2 separate regions of the Homo sapiens genome follow, and region 2 is linked to region 1. A link is a loop called in an ENCODE intact Hi-C map of the cell type or tissue named here. Cell type or tissue: endothelial cell of umbilical vein. All regions are shown on one strand. Each heading gives the region's core, and the rest is flanking DNA. Links, peaks and the distances in the headings are about the cores only.

The links. Hi-C counts contacts between places; a loop is a spot of excess contacts. Peaks named below come from ENCODE experiments on the same cell type or tissue, not always from the same donor. Only the 100,000 strongest peaks of a DNase experiment are listed, where the experiment ranks them.
Region 2: a loop joins it to region 1, with 6 times the contacts of the local background. A loop is called at or near these places in 6 of 110 quality-filtered maps.

What each region holds. Positions count from the first base shown.
Region 1 is chrX:150,479,975-150,492,452 of GRCh38, reverse strand. All of the region lies in intron 5 of MAMLD1 (mastermind like domain containing 1), which reads right to left. It overlaps LOC124905223 (a long non-coding RNA gene), which reads right to left and starts at 9,955. Exons shown (of 2, transcript XR_007068346.1): 1 at 9,074-9,955; 2 at 1-7,493. In endothelial cell of umbilical vein, for the core only: a CTCF peak has its summit at 6,237 (motif pointing right); DNase peaks (open chromatin) are centred at 6,252 and 9,462.
Region 2 is chrX:150,579,374-150,591,851 of GRCh38, reverse strand. All of the region lies in intron 1 of MTM1 (myotubularin 1), which reads right to left. Among named protein-coding and RNA genes, the nearest start is that of MTM1, 17 kb to the right of the region's middle. In endothelial cell of umbilical vein, for the core only: a CTCF peak has its summit at 4,049 (motif pointing right); no DNase peak of the experiment used is centred there.

The DNA of each region.
Region 1 (12,478 bases), core at 2,665-10,664:
GGTGAAAACAGATCTATACAAGAAGCAAATTTCACGAAAGGGAAGAGAAGAAAGTGTCCCATACGTTGCTGGCCTGTTTCAACCTTGCTTTGATTCTTGCTGAAAAGGGTACCGTGTATTTCTGAGTTCAACATGCAGACCAGTGTTAGGAAAGCCACTGCACCTCCACTTTAGCCTCCAGGGCTGTGCCCTGCAAATGGCCTGCAGCCTTGGTGCCTCGCTCTCCAGACTGCATTTTGGAAGATGGGACAGAGGCTTATGGAAGCCCACATTAGAACGGGGGAGCAGAATGGGTGAGATGAGGGATCCTTGATAGTGAACCAGATGAAGGAATGGTAGCCAAATGCCAGGCCTCCTTTGTGGCTTCAATCCAAAGGCTCTGGAGCCCTTCCAGGGCAGAACATCAGGCATGTTTACCCCCACTGTCCTCAACAGTGACAGAGGTGCAATCTTGGGCAGCTGGCCATTTTGAAAGCAACCTCCTTAATCTCAACTGGGAAGGCTCCCTAGCAGGACCCCTGTGTTGCACACCTGGAGGAAGCTAGACTAACCAGAAGCTCAGCACGGTTCCATCTGGGATGCCCAGGTCTGAGACGAAAAAGGTAACTCTCTTTTCTGGGTCCTGGCCCAGTTGTGTCTCTCTCCACCTCATTCTCTGAGATGCCTGTCTCCCCTTTTTTGTCCCATCAGGAGGCAAGAGCTATCACTGGGCCAGACTCCACCAGAAGCCAAGCCAGCTTGTTACCCAGCTTCTCAAGGAGCAAAGAACAGCCTTGTTTCTATCTTATCCCCACTGTCCCCTGCCCCTGCCCCACCTCCCAGCCATTCAGCTTCTGGCTTCCCCAGAGCTGCCTGCTTCTTTGTGGTCCTCCATTCCTTGAAAAGACCTTCTAGTCATTAGTGTATATAAATGGCCACTTAGCCCAGATTACAGTGAGGTCAACAGCTGGGGCTCTGAGAATTGTCACACACTGGCACAGGAGAGGAGGCTATTCTTCCAGAGAATTTGGAGGGCACTCCCATCCACTTACAACAAAAAGCCCATCCACTGTGCTTGGCAGTAGGTGATCTGAGAACCAATGGAACCAGGTTAATCCTGTGGCACTGTTGAGTGAGGAGAGCAGTGGCGGGCACTGGAAAATATCAGAGACAAGGCAGGAGACCTGAAATCTAGGCTTAGCTCCTCATATACTTGGCAGCTGTATGACCTCAGACAACCAGTGTTACCTCTCTAAGCCTCAGTTTCCTCATGCAAAAGGAGGGGGAATAACAACGGAGCCCACTGCTTGGGGGTGTTGTGAGGACAGGATGAAAAAACAAACAGAAATCCCTCAGTACAGGATTCAGTGCAGTGGACAGTCTTGCAAGGTCCGGTTCAGCCCTCCACCCCTACCCTCACCAGTATAAAGAACTCTGGCCTACAAGTCAGATGACCTGAGTTTTAATCTCAGCTTTGCCATTAGCCGTGTGAACTTGAGAAAGTCCCTTTCCTTTTTACATCTATTGAGATGATCATGCATTTTTTGTCCTTTACTCTGTTAATATAGTGTGTTACATTGATTGCTTTTCATAGACTGAACCAGCCTTGTATTCCAGGGATAAATCTCACTTGGTCATGGTGTATAATCCTTTATACAAATGTTGCTGGGTTGAGTTTGCTAGTATTTTGTTGAAGATTTTTATGTCTTGATTCATAAGGAATATTGGTGTACCTTCCCCTTTTATGGCCACAGTTTCCCTACAATGATGTAGTCGAACTAGACAACCTCCAATATCTTTCAGTATTCATGTCCTCTGATTCTGTGAAACTAAGAAAATTAAGAAATAGTGATTCATAGGCACAAGGCAGGCAAAACTTAGACTCCTTGTAGAATAATTAGGAAGCCAAATATTCAGTGTGCTTATTTCTCAAATAACCTTAGTTTCTCCAGTCTGCCCCAACTCCGAGGCCTGAATATCTCTAGATGCTTATGATGGCAACTAAAGCCTAAAAGCTAATTCATTTTAAAGTTCTTCCAAATGCATAGGGTTTTATTTTTCCAGACCTGGGTTCAGATGGGGAATTTGACAAACAATGGAAAGGGGGAAAAACAACAATCTAAACACTGAGTGACAAAGTAACAAAGAAATAGTCTAGCTATCAGCCAGTCAAGCCAGCCTTGGCTTTGTTATCCAAAGTAGTCAGTCTAATTCTACCACCAGTTTCTGTTCCTGTAGCTGTCTACTGCCTGCCAGGGACTCTGCCTTCCCACCCACAACTACCAATGGAAGGATGTGGTGACCATACCAGTGGCTGCTGACATCTCCTGCCATGGGAAACATAATTGCCTCCAGCAGCCTCCCCCTTAGATCCATCATTTTTGCTGCACTTGGCCTGGGCTGTACTCCCGGCCAATGACTGAACATGGTGAGCATAGTAATGCAGGCCCATTTCTGTGAGGAGCAGGACTCCTCCAGTAGGTGACTTTGGCTCAAGGACTCTCTATTGGCCTGGTTGAACTTTTCCTGAACTGTGCTACTGTCTGAGACTCTTCTTACCCAATCCTCTTTCTCGCCCCAATTGTCACAGACCACCTGCATTGTGGTCTGAGTCTCTCCCCACCTTCTCTTGCTCTTCCCTGTTTATCTTTCACAGGCATTTCCCCCAGTACATTCCTTGAATGTCTAACCCGATACGGGTGCCTGACTTTTGGCAGACCTAAGCAGACAAAAAGGAGTACTTGGTTACCTAGCTCTTCTTTCTACCACAAACATCGAGGGAACCCTTTTTCCCTCACCCCTCTGCCACACCCCCACTGCCCCAGTGAACAACCACAGAGAGAGCTGTGGTATAATATTAGGCTGGTGCAAAAGTAATTGCGGTTTTTGCCATTACTTTTAATGGTAAAAACCGCAATTACTTTTGCACCTACCTAGTATTTGTGTCCCCCCAAATTCATATGTTGAAACCTAACCCACAATATGATGTCATTAGGAGGCAAGACCTTGAGGAGGTGATTAGATGATGGGGTGGAGCTCTCCTGAATGAGATTAGTGCCCTTATAAGAAGAAGCCCAAGGAAGCTACCTTGACTCTTCCATCACATGAGAATGCAGCAAGAAGGCACCATCTACTAATCAGGAAGAGAGCTCTCACCAGACACTGAATCTGCCAGTGTCTTGATCTTGAAGTTCCCAGCCTCCAGAACTATGCATAATGCATTTCCATTGTCTCTAAGCCACCCAGCCTATGGTATTTTGTCATAGCAGCCTGAACTGACTAAGACAGTGAGCCACATGAGAAGTGCCCCAACCCCTCCCTTAAGCACTTGGCTCACAGATCAGTGGGTTCATTTCTGCCTGAGTTTTATTGTTATTCTGTAGATTTCTTGGGCTAGATATATTTTTCTGTTATTTTCCTTCTTCACCTCAGTCATGAATTGGTTGTTTTAAAAAAGACAATGTAAGTCATGGGGAAACTCCTGACAACTCTACTCTCCTAGGGTTCCTGATAAAAGGGGATTCAGTTGAGTCCTCTGATGGTCTCTACCTGCCAAAGTCCAGCAGCCCTTAGCAAACATGCTGCTCGTTTCTGTAGAGAAGGTGCTGGTGTCCCACCATACTTCTCTCTCCCTCATGAAGGGCTTGCGACCCAGCAAATGGGTGGCTTATATGGGTCTGTTTCAAAGGAAGAGCCAGCTCTGGGAAGAAAAACGATGAGCATAAGCATAACCTACCACTGTGCCTGGGAAAGCAGACAACTTTTTTGATGTGTGAATATCTAATGAGAATGGAATCCATCAATTACCTTAAACTTAGGCACAGTCTTCAAATTCAATATATGTGGGATATACTTTTAGTCAGTTTGTAGACGTTATTTGTAATAAATAATCTGGCTTCTCTAAAGAAATTATTTTAAGTGTTTGGTTTGGTTTGATTTAATGGTAAAATTATATTTAGTGGCAGAGAATTATAGCAATGGTGATAAACTATAGAGTGTCATAAGTTCATATCTTATTCTCACATTTGAAGCTGCCTGCAGATGCATTCAAGATGCAGCCAGAAGTCAGGAGACTCAGGCTGTTATTTGGAGCTCATCATTTTACAGCCTTGCTGGACTCCCACTTTCTCAGGGGAAAAATGTGGTGTTGACCCAGATTAGCTCTCCAGGCCCTGCTGAGTTGGGCACTCTGTAAGCTGGAGGGTCTTCTATTGTCTTCACCTAAGTGTCAATCAACAACCCAAATGGGCATGGGGGAAGAGGGAGCTGGGCCAATGCCCAGGGTGCCTGGTAGAGAGATACCTTGGGCACTGGAAGGCACCAGCTTCCCAGAGAGAAGGGGGAGGGCCATGAAAAAGTTGGCTGTAGATGCCAGGGACACTGGGACTCTCCAGCTGTGTGTTTGTGTCTTCTGAAGACTTATGTTTCATTCCTTTGGAGCATGCATAATCATACACTGTGGGATGTGTTATATAGATTGCTTGATAGTTCACCACTGTAATAAAATACTGTGACTGGAATCTGCTCCCAGTCTGCCTTTGATAGCACTTGTGCAACACACATTTACTGAGCATTTACAGTGATCCAGGACCTGTGTTGTGAAAACATTGATGGACAAGGCAGATGGTGGAGCACGTCAGTGAGGATTTTTAACAAAGGCTGGTAAGTGCTATAAAGGAACATTGTAGGACACTAGAGAACAAAGAACAGGAGAACCTGACTTAGGCTGGGGTGGGGCGTTGGTTAGAGGAGGCTCCTTGGAGGACATGAGGTTTAAGCTGTGACCTGAGGATGAATAGATGTTGGCCAGGTGAGGGGCCCTGGGGAAGAAAGTTGGCAAAATTCCTAAACCAACTTGATCTATGTCACAGCTTCACCCAGTGCTACTCCTATTCTAAGACCCAATGAATACCCGGGTCACATAGGGAGAATGCTTGCAAAATGTTGGATGTCCTTGGGAAAAGAGCTGCTTTCTGCAGTCACGTGGAATCATCCCACAGACCGCTGTGCTGTAGTAGATGGGGTTGGGGAGGATGGGAAAGCCTTTATCTTTCTGTTTCTAATTTCTTCAATTCCAGAAAATTTACTTTCCTGAAGCTGTAAGGTGTCCTTCATTTTCAGCCTCAATTGTTGAAAATTAGATTACAAACCAAAGCAGGAATTCCATGATATGTTTTTAAGTTGTTCACACAGTAGAGTTGGGTGTGTCCCATTTATAAAACAATCCATCATAAGTCAGTATAGAGCAGAAGAGATAGCTAAGAAAAATCCCTGAGTCCTAAATGTCAGAATCAGAAGGGCCCATAAGGATAATCTAAATCAGAGGTTCTCAAAGTGGAAGGGCAGGGGTGTCCTTGTACTAGCAGCAGCAGCAGCAGCAGCAGCCCCTGGAAATCTATTACAAATGCAAATTCCAGGGCCCCACCTGTATCTGTGGAGTCAGAAACTCTGGGGATGGAACCCAGTAATCTGCATTTTAACAAGCTCTCCAGGCCACATTCCAATGTGAGAACCACTAATTTAATCCAATCCTCTCATTATACAGAATAGGAAACTGAGTCTGACCCCTGGTCAAGCCTTGCTACTGCTGTCCAGCAGGATGTGATATGGATGATGGATCAGTGACCACCGTGTGCTGCTTTCCAACTTCCTCTTTCCCAATTGAAATTTTTTTTTCTTTTTATTGCACTCTTACTTTCTATGCCAAGGTGAGCATGGTGACCAGTGGTCCCTGAAACATGAAGAGCTATATACTGACCAAATTCAGAGGATGACACATCACCTAGGGTTTCCGGATTGGAGTTGGATCCCTTTGGGAAAGGGGTAAATAGGTTTTCCCTAAGTGTGGGCATTTTGGGAGGTGTATGCGTGGGAAGGAAGGTGTGTATGAATGAGGATGGCCAAGAGATTGATTGCAACAAATACTGTTGGTTGCCAGCACTAAGTCTTCCTTCTCTTGACACCTTTCCCCATTTTCATTTAGGCAGCTTCGTTTGGCCCATACCACCTCTGTGCTTAGGAGGAACCTGGCTCCACACAAGGTTCTAGCGGGGGACACAGCTGACATGAAGCAGCACAGTAGGCTAGTAGGCGTTGGATCCATTCAGACTAAAAAGCATGAAATCTGGGGGGGCTTCTGGGAAAGAAGCTTCCTGGCTCTTCTGACAGAGATTCTAGAAGCCATTCTCCTGCTCTCTGAATGGGGCAGGAGGAAATTTGTAGCCTCTGGAGTTGCTGGCACTATCTTGTGCCCACAAGGGGGAGCCAGCCTTAGGATGAGGCTCATGCCACTGAAGGCAGAGTAGACAGCCAGAAAGAAACAGCATCTTTGATGACACTGAGGAACTGTTGATTCAAACCAACCCTGAAGTCCACCCAACCGCTGGACTTTAACTTTCAGGAATCAGTAAGTCCCCTTTATTGTTTAAGCCAGTGTGAACTGCGCTGTCTGCTAATTGGGACTGAAAACATCCCAACTGATAATCTGGCCTGGCCTCTCAGACCCCTGAGTTCATGAGGTCTGCTTTACACAGCCAGCCTCATATTAAAAAACACCCGATTTTTAATGATGAAGCTTGGGGCCTGCTGAACCCTGCTCAGCCTTGAGTCATGTTCTTTTATCTACTGACCAATTCATTTACAGAGACAAATCTAACACACCTGAACCATCTGTACAATGCACTCTAGCAAATACATTCAGTATGGATCAAATATCACAATCCTGGGCTCTTCATTCAGATCTCAAGTGTGGTACTCAAGATCTTCAATATGCATTAGTTGAATGTGATACACATTTTAGATACAATAGTCTAGCTTAATAACATTAAGAATTTCTGGGTCATATTCAATTCTGATGCAAACTAGAATATGTACTTTGTGGGTTTCTGTGAAGAAAATAATTGATGATTTAAAATGGGATTCATCTATAGAAAAGAAGCAATGCTAGCTCATAAAAGCAATTATTGGCATCAAACTCCTGAATTTTTAAATCCCTTAAAAAGTCCAAGAGCATACCAGAAAGTCAAGATTTGGTTTCAAAGGTAATAACTGTAAACAAAAAAATTAAAAGCCCGTAAAAGGTGTTGCTGGGTAGGATTGTGATGGCTCTAGAAACAATTGTGAGAGCTCATTCTCTTTCTCAATTCCTAGTCTAATATTATTTGAAAAACTTTATATAATGAGAGAGTGAGAAATAGACATAAATCAAGTTCAGGGTTACAGAGCAATGCTTAGCCTTCAGGAACCTCTTCTCTGGGGGAAATTTCTGAGCTGGAGTTGGCTTGGACAATGAGCTCGGGCAGGACAGATGGGGGATGTGGCTGCTACCCTTGCAAGTGGGATGTAGGGGAGCAGGAATAAAGTAGATTGTTTGGAAAAGAGGAGCTTTCCTCTCTACTGGGACAAATGTACGTGGAGCATTTGATCAGTTTAGCAGAGCCTTACTTACCCAGAGGCCCTCACTCCAGTGCTCTGTGATGAGTTCAGAGGCCAGCAGCCAAGATAGGGGCAAAGAACTGGGGGAAGGAGGGAGAGTTAGTGGGAACATCACAGTTGTCTTCAAATCTCTAAAGGGCTCTTAAACCTTGGGGGGTCATATTGTACTAGAATGTTGATGAACCTCAAGATTTGTAATTTGTCTCAAAAGTGGGGCATGGAGAAGGATTCTAAACTCTAAACTGGATGTCAATCTAGCTCTGACAAATCACAATGCAGACTTTTTGTTTGCAGCAGGGACTTGGTGAAGTCTTTTAAGTTCCTGAGACCACGTTGTCATTCAGAAAGCCAACTTAAACAATTTTATTAATGAATGAGTCCTCGGTTGTAATCTTGCCTCTTGCAGTGCAGAATAACTACACGGCTTGGAAGAGTGGTTCTGCCCACCAGCTGCTGTGGAACAAGCTGGGCAGAATAGATCTACATGATTCCAGATCTATATGAATGCACAGGGAATTGACATGGTCAAGGCCATTGCCAGAGGCTGCTCTTTCAACCCCATTCTGCTGCTTTGATCTGTATCAATCTTGAACTAGGGCAATTCATAGAGCATAAGGGAGTCAGGAGACCTTTCTGGGTAGGTGGGTGGGGAAAGGGCCTCCTTGTGATGTAATTATTCTGCCAAAGCAGACATTTCCAAATTAAAAGTCAACAAAGCAAACAAAAGAATAAAAGAAATGATTAAAATGGCTATCAAAATGATAAGAACAAATAAAAACAAAAACCTAAAAAGATAATTCTCACAAAGAATGTAGAATCTGTGCTTATGAACTAGTAAAATAAACCTCTTTTTTTTGGTTTAAACCAGTAGTGGGAGCTTGTTCATATACTATCAAGTATTTTTATAAGTCACATTTAAGCCTACCAGGAGAACATATGCTTAACAGCCTTCCAAAAACGTTCACTTTATACTGTGCTAGTCATAAAGAAATAGCAGAGTTACAAACACACTGTGTGTAAGTGAAGACCACTCACTGCTCTCAGAACTGACCAAAATCGATTGGCTTATGTTAGGAATATCAGCACCACCCCAAAGTGGTATGAATGAATCTTAATCAGGGAAAAGTAATAAAATGAGTGGCCTGAATTTCGAAACTAGCTGTTTTTGGCTTTTCTTACCATGTGAAGCTGTCACTGTGGTATGTGAAATGGCAGCCAGAAGTTTTGTTTTGTCCTTGTAAATTGCATTAAATGACGACAACAACAACAACAGCAGAAACAACAGAACCACCAGGACAAATTACCACTGGCGGTATAAAATTGTGTACTTGTTGGAAGTTGAAGAAATCACATGTTTTCAGACATTGCACAAGTGCTATAGAAGGATAAGGAGCTTAACTGGACCAGAGAAATGCATCATGGTCAGTGGGTAAATGGGCCCTACATGCAGATGCAAAGTTCTCCTTTCTGCCCAGTGCAAGAATATGGGTTCATCGGCCTCCAAGCCTTGAAGACTGAGAGTGTCTATCAATACTTCCTCTAAAATGCTCAAAACAGTTTCCAAAACTTAGCATTCCGCAATGGCTAGCAGATACAGCTCATTCATTGGTTCATTCCCCTCTATATTCTACTCATTCATTCCAAGGATCATTCAGCTTACATTACAGAGCTAGCGAAGACGTCTTCCTATGCCTGAGGAGTTTACTACCAAGTGGAGAAGCAGACAAGTCACAAAGAACTCTGATGAAGAAGTGGACATCACCACACCCTGAAAGGCAGAAACCAGAGATCTTGTGAGCTGGAGCATGAGCAGGGACACAATGACCAGGTGTGAACTTTCTAAAAGTCATTTTGGCATTGGTCAGAGGTGTCCTACTTTGTGTACCAGTGTCAAGGCCTTAGGAGCTGGTTCTCCCTGTAGTTGAGAACCGTAACCTTTTTCAGAACTCTATTCCAAGGCCTAGCACTTGCTCTAGAGTGACAGTTTGCACAGAAAGCCAGTCAGAGATGGCGAGTCACTAGCAGCATTCTGTCGGCTCCTGTATTACTCAGCAAACTGTGAGTCATCCCGGTGTTTCCAGACTTGCAGATATACCAGAGAGCTAATGAAGCAAGTGGGTTTCTCATCTCATTCAGAAGCAGAGATAATGTCCGTTCTTGTTTACAGTCACTTCTTTGTTTCCCCCACCTACGTATTATCATTTCTCCAAAATGTCAAGAGAGGGACAGCCATTATGCTCAATTTTCCAGGAAAGTTATTTCTGGTTATGCCTGTGCATTTAACAAACATGCACCTCAGTAAGACATACAAAAAACCCAGATGGCCCATACAACATGATGAGTGGATGTGCAGTAAATACTGCTCTTACCAGGGATGGAAAATGAGCAGTTCAGCTTGCTGCTTCTTTTAGATTGTACACTAATATTATTGCAAAAGAAAAGACTGCTTTTGATTAGGAGAGGACTAGCAAGTGTTTTAAAATTGCAGCCTTTACTTTTTCATTGTGGTAAAAATATGTATAAAATGTACCATTTTAACAATTTTTAAGTGTGCAATTCAGTGGCATTAAGTGCACTCACAGTGTTGTGCAACTATCACCACCATCCATCTCCAGAACTTTTTCATTTTCCTGTACTGAAACTCTGTCCCCATTAAACATGCACTCCTAATTTCCTCCCTCCCCTAGCCCCTGTCACTCACAGTTCTATCTGCCTTTCTCCATGAATTGGACTACTCTAGGGACCTCACATGAGTGGAATGATACAATATTTGTCCTTTGGTGGCTGGCTTGTTTCACTTAGCTTAATGCCTTCAGTGATCATCCATGTTATAGCACATGTCAGAATTTCCTTCCTTTTTAAGGCTGAATAATATTCTATTGTATGGGCATGCTGCATTTTTTTAATTTATTTACCAGCTGATGGACATTTGGGTTGTCTCTCTCTTTTGACTATTGTGAACAAAACTGCTATGAACAGATAACTGGTTGAGCCCCTGCTTTCAATTCTTTCTTTCTTTCTTTCTTTCTTTCTTTCTTTCTTTCTTTCTTTCTTTCTTTCTTTCTTTCTTTCTTTTTTCTTTCTTTCTTTCTTTTTTCTTTCTTTCTTACTTTCTCTGTCTCTGTCTCTGTCTCTCTTTCTTTCTTTCTTTCTCTCTTTCTTTTTCTTTCTTTCTTTCTCTCTTTCTTTCTTTCTTTTTTTTTATTTTTTGAGATGGGGTCTCTCTATGTCACCCAGGCTGGAGTGCAGGGCAGTGATCACAGCTCACTGCAGCTTCAACCTCCTGGTCTCAAGCAATCCTCCCACCTCAGCCTCCGGAGTAGCTGAAACTGCAGGCAACGCCACCATGCCTGGTTAATTTTTGTAATTTTTTGTAAAGGTGGGATCTCACTATGTTGCCCAGGCTGGCATTGAACTCCTGGCCTCAAGCGATCCTCCCACCTCGGCTTCTCAAAGTGCTGCGATTACAGGTGTGAGCCACTGTGTCCAGCCTTGCTTTCGATTCTTTTAGGCATATACCCAGAAGTGGAATCACTGGATCATACGGTATTTCTCTGTGTAATTTTTTGAGGAACTGCCGTACTTTTTTCCACAGTGGCTGCACTATTTCACATTCCCACCAACAATGCACAAGGGTTCCAATTTCTCCACATCCTCACCATCACTTGTTATTTTCTCTCTCTGTGTGTATGTGTTTATAATAACCATCCCAATGGGTGTCAACATTTTGGTGTTTGAAGATGTGAAACTAGAAAGCTATAGTGGAGTGCATTGTCTGTTCACATTTTCCAGAGCTCATCTTTGAAAGGATTGCCAGATAAAGGGAAAGGGTCATGGAATCATTCCCAGTTATTCCCACTCAGGGATGGGTGAGGGCCTCCCACATCGTTCAAAGCTTTGTCACATGGAAATAAATGATCATTAATCACAATTGCAAATGAGTAGTCCACCTTCATCTGTTGGTCTGCTGAGCCAGCTGGCTTTGGCAAATTCTCTTCATGGGCCACCCCGACATGGGCCTGCAGAAGAATATGTGTCTCCACAGCTACGCTCACCTCCTCTGCTCAAAACTGGAAGATGGCCGGATTTGGTAGCATGCTACAGGGGAAAAAGCTGGCCGGAACCTGAGCCTTTAGCTGCAAACTGAAAGCTCCCACAAGCAAAGCAAGAGGTGGGATAATTCCTAGTGAGGTACAGCTATCCATCTTTCAGGCCCTGAAGGCCACCTTTAGCCCAGGACTATATATATAATGTCCTGGAGCACCCACTTTTATTTTTCCTGTGCACCTAGCTCCAATAACCCAGCCAAGGCCTGTGGCTCTGTGCTTTTCGTCTGTGTGAGTCCTAGCTGCACGTTACCAAGAAACTTGGTTCACATGGGGTAAAGGAGAAAACATCGAAGAAATGGATGAATGCTGACTCTTTATTCCACTCTCTATCTTAGAAACTGTTGCTGAGATGAGAGTTAAGAGTCAGCTGTCTGAAGACACCTGCAGAGGTGAGCCTGTGGGTGAGGTGGGGTGATCTCTTTGGGCCTTTCTGCTGCTTTTGGCTTTCAACAACCTTACTGCTTTGGATGGGTGCAGCCGGCATGATAAACACTCATCTAGCAAAAAACACAACATGATAAAACAAACAAAAGCAGTGTTTGTCATTGTAGGCAAAATAACAAAATCAGATAAAATCCCAGACTGTTTCAACTCCTTAGGAAAAAGCAGAAACTTTCTTTTGGATCTGGGAGCAGGGTGCTTTAAATGTAACCAGCATTCTACCCTCTGCTATCCCCTTCAAGCTAAAAAGCAGCCAGGTCAGGCCCCACATAGTTGTTTTACAGGGCAGGCCCAGATCGTGGGATTTGTCAATCCCTAAGGGACAGAACAGGCTAAAAGTACAAATAGACTCGGGAAAGGATTCCATAAATCCACGATATGGGACCATGAGTGGATCTGAGAGTCAGAAGCTGGAAGTGAGAGTCAGAAGTGGATCTGAGAGTCAGAAGCACAGGATGGGGAGGGGAGGGTGCAGTCCAGCCCTCTGAGTACTCATCCTTTGCTCACCTGGATGG
Region 2 (12,478 bases), core at 90-8,089, 100 kb before region 1:
TAAACCACATCCAATTCAACAAGGTGACTGTGGATATTTATAAATATCTTTTTGCCAGGCTGTATTAAGAGCAACCAGACACACTAACAAAATCCAGCAATGGAGAACATTAACCCATTTATGCCGGAGGTTGCAAATTATTTTTGTGAAAAATCAGACCTTGGTGATGACCTTGAGCAGCAGGATGTAAATAACTCCCACAAGCTTAGCGTTCCAATAGTGGAACACTAGGCATAAATGGGTTAACACACCTTGGCACAAAATCTAGTGGGATTTAACAGCTTCACAGTACTGGCTACTGTCCTTAAGAAATAGTCAAGAAAGGTGACGAAGTCACAGAAAAAGACAGCCACCAGGATGAAGAGGTGGGGAGATGGCCAGATAGGGGCCATCTTACAAGGTTAGGACTGTCAGGATTCCCCCGTGAGAGTTCAACACTACAAGGCCAAGGCTTGTGTCTGTCTGGTTCGTGGCTGTATCCTGGCGCACACTGGAACTCACAACTATCTGGTGAATGATTATGCGGCAAATATACAATACTGTGAAATGTCATGATGGGGCAAACATGTATACTAGTTCACCAAATCCCAGAACACTGGAACTAGGCAACTACCACTGATGCTTGAAAATTAACAATTAGAGCAAAATACGTCTTTATAGAAAGAGATACTCAACTTAGAAGAGCTGAAACTACCTACAGGTAGCACAATGCAAAATTAAAAGTAACTTTTTAAAAAGATTAATGAATAACACTAAAATGAATTAAATTCAGACAAAATCGTAAAATATGCTTTGAAAAACCTTTCTAACCTTAAGTTCATGTCCAAGCAAAATAACCCATTATTCTCAGAGATAGCAGAATGGATGAGATGAACTATGGAGCAAGTCAGATGTATCTGCTCTGAAATTTTTCTATTGACAAAACAAGACTATATATTAGGGGCAGATTTTCTTCAGTAACAGATATAAAACTACCTTTTAGTATAGATACTTTAATATTTAAAATGCTTCACTAATGTAAGTCAACATTTTAAAACAAAAAGTTAAATTCTTACTATCAAGTCAGTAGAAAAAATCTAAAATCCTGGTTGTACAGTCAACTCAGTCAACGTCACCACCCTGTTTATTCATGGGCCATAAAAGAATGATGAGTCTTCCTGCTATTTCTGATTTTCATGAAAAAATTTCAATTTAAAATGAATATAAAGGACGAAATCCCTCATTTTCCCTTCATTTAACTGTTTTACTACAACTCACATACCATACAGTTCACCCTTTTCAAGTGTACAATTTAAAGGTTTTTAGTATATCCAAAGTTGTGCCACCCATCACCACAATCAATTTTAGAACACTTTTATCATCCCAAAGAGAAACCCCACCCCATACCCATTAGCAGTCACCCACCACTCCCAATCCTCCAGCAACCACGAATTTGCTATCCCTATAAATTTGCCCACTTTGGGAATTTCATATAAATGAAACCGAACAATATGCAGTCTTTATGTCTAAAGCTCTAATTTTTAGAGGAACACCAGACACTACTACTACTGTTAATAGTTGGATCAAGTATACATCCGAGAAATCCAAAGGTCCAGATAACATGTGCCAGTTCCACAATGAGGCTTACTTTAAAATCTCATCAGTGAGCCTCTCTTTGTTGAATGGTTTTGATTGATCCCTGAAGATTATAGAAGCTGGAACAGCATCATGCTGGTGTGCACAAATGTTGCAGCTGACTACATTCAAATTCCAACTCTGCAACTCACCATTTGACCTTGAGTAGGTTATTTAACTTCTCTGGGCTTTGGTTGCTATTACCCCCATTTTACATCAACATTATTAGGTGAAACAAATGAATTAATACATTCATGCAGGGCTTGGAACCACACAGTGTATCTGTTAACAAATTACTAGTATTTTTAAAATTTTTAATTTTTATGAGCACAAAAGGATAGCTAGTGAATGCCAATGTCTTAGCCAATTCTACAAATTAGTCCTGACCTTGGAAATACTAGGAGAAAAGTTAACTAATACAGGGATAGCGCATGGCTAGCAGCCACTCAGTTATAAAGTGCTTTTTGCTTAAAAAAAAAAAAAAAAAGACAATAATGACTCTAATAGGAAAATGGAAAGCAGTGTAGTACTTTGGAAAATGTACTAGACAGGTGTGTACAAGCCCTGGGCTGTCTCTAACTTACCAAGCAAAGAAAGCTCATCCATATCTTCGTGTATAAAATGACTATGTTAGTGTAAAGGCAGTTGGATGATAATTAGAAGCTATAGTGAAGTCTACAAAAATCAGCTACCCTTTTGGTTACAGAGTATTTCATCCCAAAGCCCTAACAATCAAGTTTTTTTATCCTTTTTATTTAAAAAACAAACAAAAAAATGTTGATTTTTGGCTACCTTGGCTTTAAAGCAAAAATTAAAAGTTGATTCCGTATATATATGTTAACTACAGCATTCTAACCAGAGGTAGACTTCTATCACTTTTGATCCCCCAAAATAACCTTTGAGATGATTTAAGCCCAACCCTCTCCTATTACAGAGGAGATGCGGGGGGCCTAGAGGGTGTGTGACAAGGTCCTGGAGTGACTTACTGGCAGGGACAACTCTAGCCTAGGTCTCCCTGCATTGCAGAGTCCCTTCTACCTACAGAAAAGTGCTTCTAAGTGGTCTCTGGAAGGAAACCAGGTTGCACGTGACTGGTCCCAATCTCAGTAGAACAGCTTGAGACTAAGAAACATAGTTAAGAGAACTCAACTCACCTAGCCAACCAACCTTTGGGGCCTCTAAGCCCCAAGAATTTTATGTTTTATTTATTTACAGCACCTGTAACAGTGCCTGGCACCCAAAAGATACTTAACAGGTATTTGTTAAATGAGTGAATGAACTGGGCAATTAAGGATTGGCCAAGGAACATAACAGTTGTTGGCAGTGTAATATTTCACTTAAGCCACAAGTTCATACAAACTCATGTTTGAAATGGTACGACAAGGCCTTGGCTGATCAGGATGGTCCAGGCAGGGTGGTTCTGGGCAGCAAATTTAAGTGTATATACTGTTATGTAGTTAACTGCAGGGTTAACTTGTACCCCTTTGAAACGATTTGCACTGAAAATAATTTGAGTAATGCTATCTTCCCTTATAGACTTTTCCATGAACATTTCAAATTAAGGTACAGCCGTCCCAGTACAGGGGGCTGGGATTGGTCAGTTGAATCTGTGGAGGCAGATACAAAAACCTCTTTCACCGCGCCCTTTTTCCAGACTAAGGAACTGTTTTTCCTTTTCTGTTGAATATGAAAAACAACAATACACAAACCTGAAGCACACATTAACTAAAAACATTAAAAAATGCATGCCATTTTAACGCTTATGTTAAGAATCTAAAAGCAGCAGAACTAGAAAATAATTTTGATCTCTGCCTCATAGGGCCTTTGCAAGCAAACTGTAAACACCACGGAGAGCTCTATTTCCCATCGTCACCTGAGTTGAGATCAATGGCCCTGAGTGGTTTTTCTGAACTTTTCTGTATACAAACAAAACAGTGACAAAGGTATGCAGCTTTTGTCTTTTGATGAGCCTTTAATGTGGTTTATGACTCTGTGTTGGCATTTACGTTAAGTTCAATCATGCTCTTTCTCTGGAAAGATGCTGCTTATGGAAACATACTGAGACTTAAAACTTGACTTCTAAAGTTTGTCAGAGAACAAGCAGCCTCTCCGTTCAGAATTCCAGGTCTTTCTAAGGTAGTTGTCCTTACTTAGAAGTCTGTTTTCAAAAAGATGCCAAATCTCTTTGGCAGTGGTGCTCAATACCATCAGACCCGAAACTCCCTTTTTATAAAACAAATTTCTGTAAAGTCCCCTTTGCTAGGCTGAAATGAAAACCATGGATATCCTCAATCTAAACATGATACAAAATCAATATACTGTACTAACTCCAATATAAAGGAGAAATAAAAGGACAGTGATTTATAATAAAATAATGTATTTTTCAATGAATTACACCATAACCAAAACATGCCCCCATTTCCAATTTGGCCTCTAGGGGGAGCGTCACCCCCAATGAGAACCATTCACAGAGTTCTGTACCTGGAGTGCCAGTAAACACAGGATTTACTATAAATTTATTCTGATTTTTTGCATTAAAGTAGCTTGGATTGTAGGCCACCTAGGATGCAAAAAAATGAAACATACCTTGAGACGTCCTCAACCAAATCACTGTGAACCAAGATAAATGTTCATATTCCAGCCATTTTGAGACCAGGTACACCATCAATTTAACACATATATTTGTTTATTTGGGGGGAAGAAGTGCTCAACTCACATGAAAATAAACTATGATCTGCAAAAGCAGAAGTTTGGTTCATTTTTATACATTTTCCTTTGAACAAGGGACTGACAAATTTTCCGTGTAAAGGGCCAGATACCCAGACATTTCTGTTGCAACTACTCAGTACTGCGTTGTAGCACTGAAGCAGCAATATGTAAATAAATGATGGGCTATATTCCAATAAAATTTTATTTACAAAAACAGGCTGTCACGCCCTGCATTAAGCTGTTAAAATAATTCCCATGTGAACCGTCTTCAGCCGAAGTACATAATAATCATATTCTCTTAAACTAAAAAACAAGCTATTAACCCCACCATTGAGAGCTTGTCAAAATGCCACTATGCGCCCACCTACAAAACAGTGTGATACAGTTGAAAAAAAGGAAGGGATTCTGTATTCAGACCAATTTGTGTCTCAGATCCCAATTCTCTCACTTAATTACTGCAGTTTCCAGTCTGTAAAATGGGTGTGACGCCAGCCCTCACAGTGCTGTCATGAGGAACAGGTAAAATTATAGCACAGCAGATGGCATAACAAAGATGCTCAAATACCAGTTCCCTTCCTCCTACCAGAGATGCTTTATGCTTTTTTTTTTTTTTTTGAGACAGAGTGTCACTCTGTCGCTCAGGCTGGAGTGCAGTGGTACCACCTCAGCTCACCGTAACCTCTGCCTCCTGGGTTTGAGTGATTCTCCTGCCTCAGCCTCCTGAGTAGCTGGGATTACAGATGTGCGCCACCATGCCCAGATAATTTTTGTATTTTTAGTAGCGACAGGATTTCGCCACGTTGGCCAGGCTGGTCTTGAACCCCTGACCTCAAGTGATCCGCCCACATCGGCCTCCTCCTGTGGTGCTAGGATTACAGGCATGAGCCACCACACCCAGCCCAGTGAACTCTTAAGTCATTCCCCAAACTGGTGCTAATATGTTAGGTTGGTTGTCCACAAAATATACCATATCCTTGATTGCCTAACCATTCTGCACACAGGTTTTCTAAGATGATCAATCTAACCTTGCCAAGACTCCAATCAGCCTTACAGTAGTTTACCTTCAAATATGCCTCCTTCCATTAAAAAAAGAAAACACTTGACTCCTAGCCCAGGGAATCTTTCTGTGAAATACTTAACATACAGATCTCATCTCATTACTTTCTATTCAGGCTCAGATATCTAAAAATAGGCTACAAATCTAACTATATTTACTCCAAAAAAGGATCCCCCAAGTAAGCGGTTTACTGTCCACATAGACACATGTAACAGAAGCATTAGAGCTTCTTGATTTGTCTTGGTCACTTCAAATCTTAGGGCTACAGTGTATTTGGTTTGATGATTCCTCTTTGAAAATTATATGATGCTATATAGTATTTCATTTAAAATCTCACTCTCTGTATAATTTTGATATTTACAATTCATTTTAAACATGATGATATACCTACCCCTATTTCTTTAAATGTTGCAAAGACCTTTGGCTAAAAATAATGTAATTCAGACTCAGTGGAGAATGCATTTTGAATCATTTTTTCCAGTGGCTAGTGATGGATTTGGGCTGATCTCTTCACCCTATTTCTTGGTCCCCTCACGACAAATGGCACATCTTCAAGACAGCTGATTGGCTTTAGTGGCATGAGCTGTGGCCATGGAACAGGGTAACTTTAGAAATTATTCATAAATTGAAAGTGATATGGTAAGTAAACTATTAGAAAAGTCAACTACTATCAGGTTATCTGTTTTTAATGTACAAAGGCTACCTAGCAATACTGCACACATTTAAACAGATCATTAAACTCACCAATGGATTTTTTAACAGTCAAATACCTGCCAGTAAACAAAGTTTTAAAATAGGAACAAGATCAAGTTCCCGTGCATCTGCCAATTCCAAAACTCATGAACCCAGCTGATCTGCTCAATGAAAAAAACTGCATTTTATTGAACTATTTTCCCCTGTGAGAACTATTCACAAAAAGTACATTTTAAATTTATAAGTAAACAGTAACTTATTTAGCAAAAGTTAAAACAGTAATTGTTGAAGAATAGAAACGTATAAATAGTTATAACTATGATAGTAACAAAGGTGCCAGATCAAAACATCTCCTTACTTTCCAAGAACCTTCTCAGGTCTGGGCTAAAGGACCCCAAAGAAAAGCCCAGGCATTGGGCATTACTGATGAAGATTCTTCTGAGCAGAATCAGTAGTGGAGGAGGGAGGAAAAAAGGAACTCTAGAGTGGATGTGCACAGTATCTAGAAAACTGAAGAGAGGAGAAAAGGTTGGAGATAACCTGCCATTTGAAACAATTCCTCTAGGTACTCTCATTTGAAGGCAGAAGCAGGGGCTTCGTTGGCATATGCTTTGTTGGCATTTACCTACTTCAAAACATGGAAAGCTTTTCCTGACCTCCCCCCACACACACATACACACACACACACTCTTTCTCTCTCTCTCTCTCTCTCTCTCCACTTCTCTGTACACCATACATATTTCTAATATAGTCAGCCCTCCACATCCAGGAGTTCCACATCTAGGGATTCAACCAACTGCGGATCAAAAATATTTGGGAAGAAACACAAAAAACAGTATGACAAAAAATAATACAAATACAAATAATACAAATAGAAAAATACTTCAAATACTAATTTTTATTTGTATTTACATAGCATTTCCATTGTATTAGGTATTATAAGTAATCTATAGAGGACTGAAAGTACACAGGAGGATATGCAAGGTTATATGCAAATACTATGCCATTTTATATCAAGGACTTGGGCCTCCAAGGATTTTGGTATCCTCGGGAGTCCTGGAACCAGTTTCCCGCAAATACCAAGGGACGATTGTATTTCATTTCTTACCCTGTACTTATGCCTTGATATTTTGTGTCCCGTCTCTTAGATTTCTAGAACTTCCTAAGGCCAAGGACCATGTTTTCCATTCTGGCACCAGCACAAAGCACAGTTTGGGTACTCAGTATTCCGTGAAGAAACAAATGTAGCATCACCCTCATAAACTTTCATGACTTTGGAGAAGTTAGTCATCAGTCATTAAAGGTACTCCAACCTACCTCCCTAGGGCTGATTTTTAGGTTTATAATTCCCTTGCATATCTTTAAAATTTTCCACATGTATACATCCCTAAATAATATGATTTTCCATGTTTCTGAAGTCTTATGTAAATGGAATCATTATATATTCTTCTGCCACTTGCTTTTCTCACATAGTGTTGAGAGAGTCATAAATGTTGATGCATATAGTTGTGTTCCACTCATTTTCACAGCTGCATAGCAGTCCACTGCTTTGCACTTGGTTTTTCCATTCTCCTCCCAGTGATCATTTGAGCTGTTTCCAGGTTTCAATTATAAACAGTGCTTTTATAAGCATCTTTGGAAACGTCTCCCATTCCTAGCATGCATATAAGAACCGTATTTTTGTGCCAGATTTTCATATATATATATGAAAATATATATTTGCTGCCATATATAAAAATATATTTGCTGCCAGATCAGGTATGGGAAATATATATTTAATATATATATTTAATATATTTTTAAAATATTTTTATATATTTAACATATATTTAATATATATATTTTAATTTAATATATATTTTATATTATATATATATATATCAAATATATATATATATTTAATATATATTTAATATATATTTTATATATTTGATATATATTTATATATATTTTGTATATTTAATATATATATTTAATATATATTTTATATATATTTTATATATTAAATATATATTAATTTAATATATATTAATTTATATATAATATATAATTTATATAATATATATAATTTATATATTTATAAATAATATATACAAATTATTTATATATAAATTATATATAATATATATAAATTATATATTATATATAAATTATATATAATATATATAAATTATATATTATATATAAATTATATATATTATATATAAATTATATATTATATATAAATTATGTATAATATATATAATTTATATATAATATATATAAATTATATATATTTATAATTTATATATAATATATATAATTTATATATATTTATAATTATATATAATATATATAATTTTTATATATTTATAATTATATATAATATAATATATATAATTTATATATATTATATTATATATAATATATATAATTTATATATATTTATAATTATATATAATATATATAATTTATATATATTTATAATTATATATAATATATATAATTTATATATATTTATAATTTATATATAATTTATATAAATTATATAAATTTATAATTTATATATAATTTATATAATTTTTATATATTTATAATTTATATATAATTTATATATATTTATAATTTATATAATATATATAATTTATATATATTTATAATTTATATAATATATAATTTACATAATTTATAATTTATATATAAATATATATAATTTAATATATATTTAAATATATAAATTATAAATTATATAAATTATATTTAAATATATAAATATGTATTTATATTTATATATTTAAATCAAAGTATCTGGAGAAGATGGATAATAGATGAAAACATAGGCAAATCCACCGTTTGAAATGAAATCCCAAGCTTGTCAACACTCTAATTCAAGCAGATGGGCAGTCTATTGGTGTCCTGGGGCTGCTGTAAAGAAGTCCCACAAACTGGATGGCCTAAAAGAACAGAAATAAATTCTCTCACAGTTCTGGAGGCCCAAAGTCCAAAATCAAGGTGTCAGCTAGGCCATGTGCCATCTGGAGCCTCTAGGGGAGAATGCTTCCTTGCCTCTCCCTAGCTTCTGGTGGTGGCTGCAATCCTTGGCATTCCTTGGCTTGCAGCTTCACCACTCCAATCTCTCTGCCTGTTGTCACATGGCTTTCTCCCTGTGTGTCTGTGTTTTCACATGGTGCTTTCCTCTTTCATAAGGACCCCAGTCATGCTGGATGAGGAGTCCACCCTACTCCAGTGCTGCATGACCTCATCTTAACTAACTACAACTGCAGTAACAAACAAGACCCCAGTCTGAGGAAATAGGGACTAGGGCTTCAGTATATCTTTTTAGGGGACACAATTCAACCCATAATAGGCAGGAGGTTGGCTACAGAAATTAACAATCTATAAAATGGTCATGTCAACATATGGTTACATTCAGAACAATTTCATTTGTCAATCTATCCATAAGCATTCAATGAATACCTATGAAATTAACTAGTACTGAAATAATAATATGGTTTTTTAGAAGAAATAATGAAATGACAACAAGCCAGTCATTCTGAGATACTCCTAACTCAGCATATATCATTATTTAAATCTTGTTTCCAAAGAGTTCACAATCAGTAACTATATAGTGGGCAGCTACTCTGGACCACAATGGAGAGTTCCCCCTCCCCTCAACCAAAAAAATTTGAGATATGTCTTCAAGGAGCTAAAAACTGAGTTGGGAAGATGACAAACAAATGTTTAGATAACAATAAAGATAATTAATATGTATAAAAAAGGTTAAATAGTAATAAAGACAATAACAGAGGTGATACAATTAAAGCAAAACAGAGTATCTGCTTATGCTAATGATCACGGCTTTCATTTACAGATCATCTACTACCTGTCAGACATTGTTCTAATCACAGATTAAGTCATTTAATCCCCACCAAAACCTTAAAAGGCAACTAGGTATTACTATCATCATATGACAACTGACAAACACAAGGAACAGGAAGGTTAAACAATTTGTCTGCTAATAACTGTCAAAGGTGGAACTGAAATCTAGGCAATCTGACCGGCCCTCTCATCCACTAACAGATAGATATCTGTCATTCTCATTCTCTCATAGATGATCATATTAAAATGAGGACATCATGCCTCCTGCTTGCACAGCTGGATAAAAAAAATCTTTTCGGAATTTCATCCACGTGATAAAATCTGATGGTCACAAAGAAGAACCCTAGACTTCACTTTAAAGATGAGTCAACAAATAGGCTTTTTCCCCTGAAATCCATGTCTGTGAGTCACTGAAACAGCACAACCCTTGATTGTCTACTATTTATTTGTATCCACTTAGTCTTTATTAAAACTATCTTTTAAAAGGAGAAAGTTTTTATTACTAGTGCACAAAACACCCCATGAGGTGCAACTATCATGTAATGAGGCATTTGTTAAAAAGCCTGTCAGATCATATATAGCTGAGTTATTCTTCAAAGTAGTCCCCTTTGATGGTGTACACAAATTCCAGCAATGTGGCCACTGTTCAAAGTATTCTTTGAATTATTCTTTTGAAACTGCCTTTGGAATTTAAAGCTACATAAGGTACCATCTCATGAACTTTAACCATATCTTAATTTTTAAACCAAAACCAATGCTCCATACAGCACCGGTGCCCATTCTATGTATTAATAGAGGTGATACAAAATGATTTTGGCCTAGAGCCTTTGAGGATATTTTTTTTAAAGGTGCGAGGATATTTTTTTAAAGGTGCCTGGTCTCTGAAGTCAATCCAAAGAAGAGTTCCAAAATACATTGAATAATTTGGATTTGGAACTTCCTGACCTTCCTCTACATGGGGCTTTTGGAACGCTGCCTAGGGTCTTTTGATTGTTGAGAATGTTGGGCTTGATACATCTTAATTAGTCCTAACTTGCAAGAGCAGGTTGACCTTGAAGGTTAGCAGAGATAAGCAGTAGGAGTAGCAGCTTGCCCAACAGGCAGTTTGCCATAGTAGAGAAGGAGTATGCAAAGGGAATCCCCAAAGATGGCTTAATTAGGATCCTGGGAGAATCAGAAGGAGAAAGACTTGCCATGACCTAGAGAGTATGGACAATAGTTATCTTCATACTTGGAGCAGTTACTTCTTCCAGTCACAAATACAAACAACCACGTATCCTTGTTACAGAAGAAGGTGAAAGGACTGAACGTACATATTTTTATAACTTGGCACTATTGGCAGACAAGGTTTCACAGATGGGGCAGAAATAACCTGAAAAAAAAAAAGGCAGAAATAAAAAAGGCAAGATGAAGAAGAACCAAAACCAGTGTTAAAAGAATGGCAAGGAAAGAGAGGATGAAGAAATTCCAGTTCTAAAATAATGATACATGTGAATCTCGCAGAGAAGATCTATGTCTTTTGAAGGAGCAGTATATGCTGCTCCACAAAGAATTCCCAAGATCCAGATGGAAATTCTGTTATCGACACTAGGAGGAAAAGCTGGGTAGTGGTGGTTAAGAATGGGTATAAATGTGGTGATATGTATAGTCAGTAAGACTATTCATGAGGTGTGCTATCTTCCTGAAGATTGTATCTGAGACGTGGCTTCTATTAACGTAATTCAACATCTATCCATGATTTTTAAAAACACCCTCAGGAAATCAGGAATTGTCAAGGGCACCTATGAAAAACCTTCAGCTGACATCACACTTAGAAAGCATTTCTTCTTTCACCAATAAGAGTGGGAACAAGGCAAGGACGGTCACTCTTATCACTTGTATTTAACATCTTTTAGAGCTTCTAGCAAGTTCAAAACACATAACATATTGGAAAAAAGAAGTAAAACTGTATTTACAGACAACATAATCATGTATGCAAAAAAAATCCTAAGAATACTACAAAAAAACTACTAGAATAAGTAAATTTAGTAAGGCTGCATAAAACACAAAGCCAATATAAAAATTAATTATATTTGTATTGTTAGCAATGAACATATGAACACTGAAATATAAAAATACTGGCCCAGTGCTATAGTTCATGCCTGAAATCTCAGCACTTTGGGAGGCTGAGGCAGGAGGACTACTTGAGCCCAGGAAGTTGAGACCAGCCTGGGCAATACAGCAAGACCCTATCTCTACAAAACATAAAAAAAAAAAATTAGCTGGGCATGGGGGCATGCACCTGTAGTCTTCAGCTACTTGAGAGGCTGAGGAGGGAGGATCACTTTAGCCCAGGAGGTTGAGGCTACAGTGAGCCACCATCATGCCACTGCACTCCAGCTTAGGTAACAGAACAAGACCCTGTCTCAAAAAACTTTATTTTAAAAATGTCATTTGCAATACCAAAAAAAATGAAATACTTAGGGAAACACTGAACAAAATACGTCCAAGAATCACACACTGAAAGCTACAAAACATTGCTGAGAGAAATTAAAGACCTAAATACAT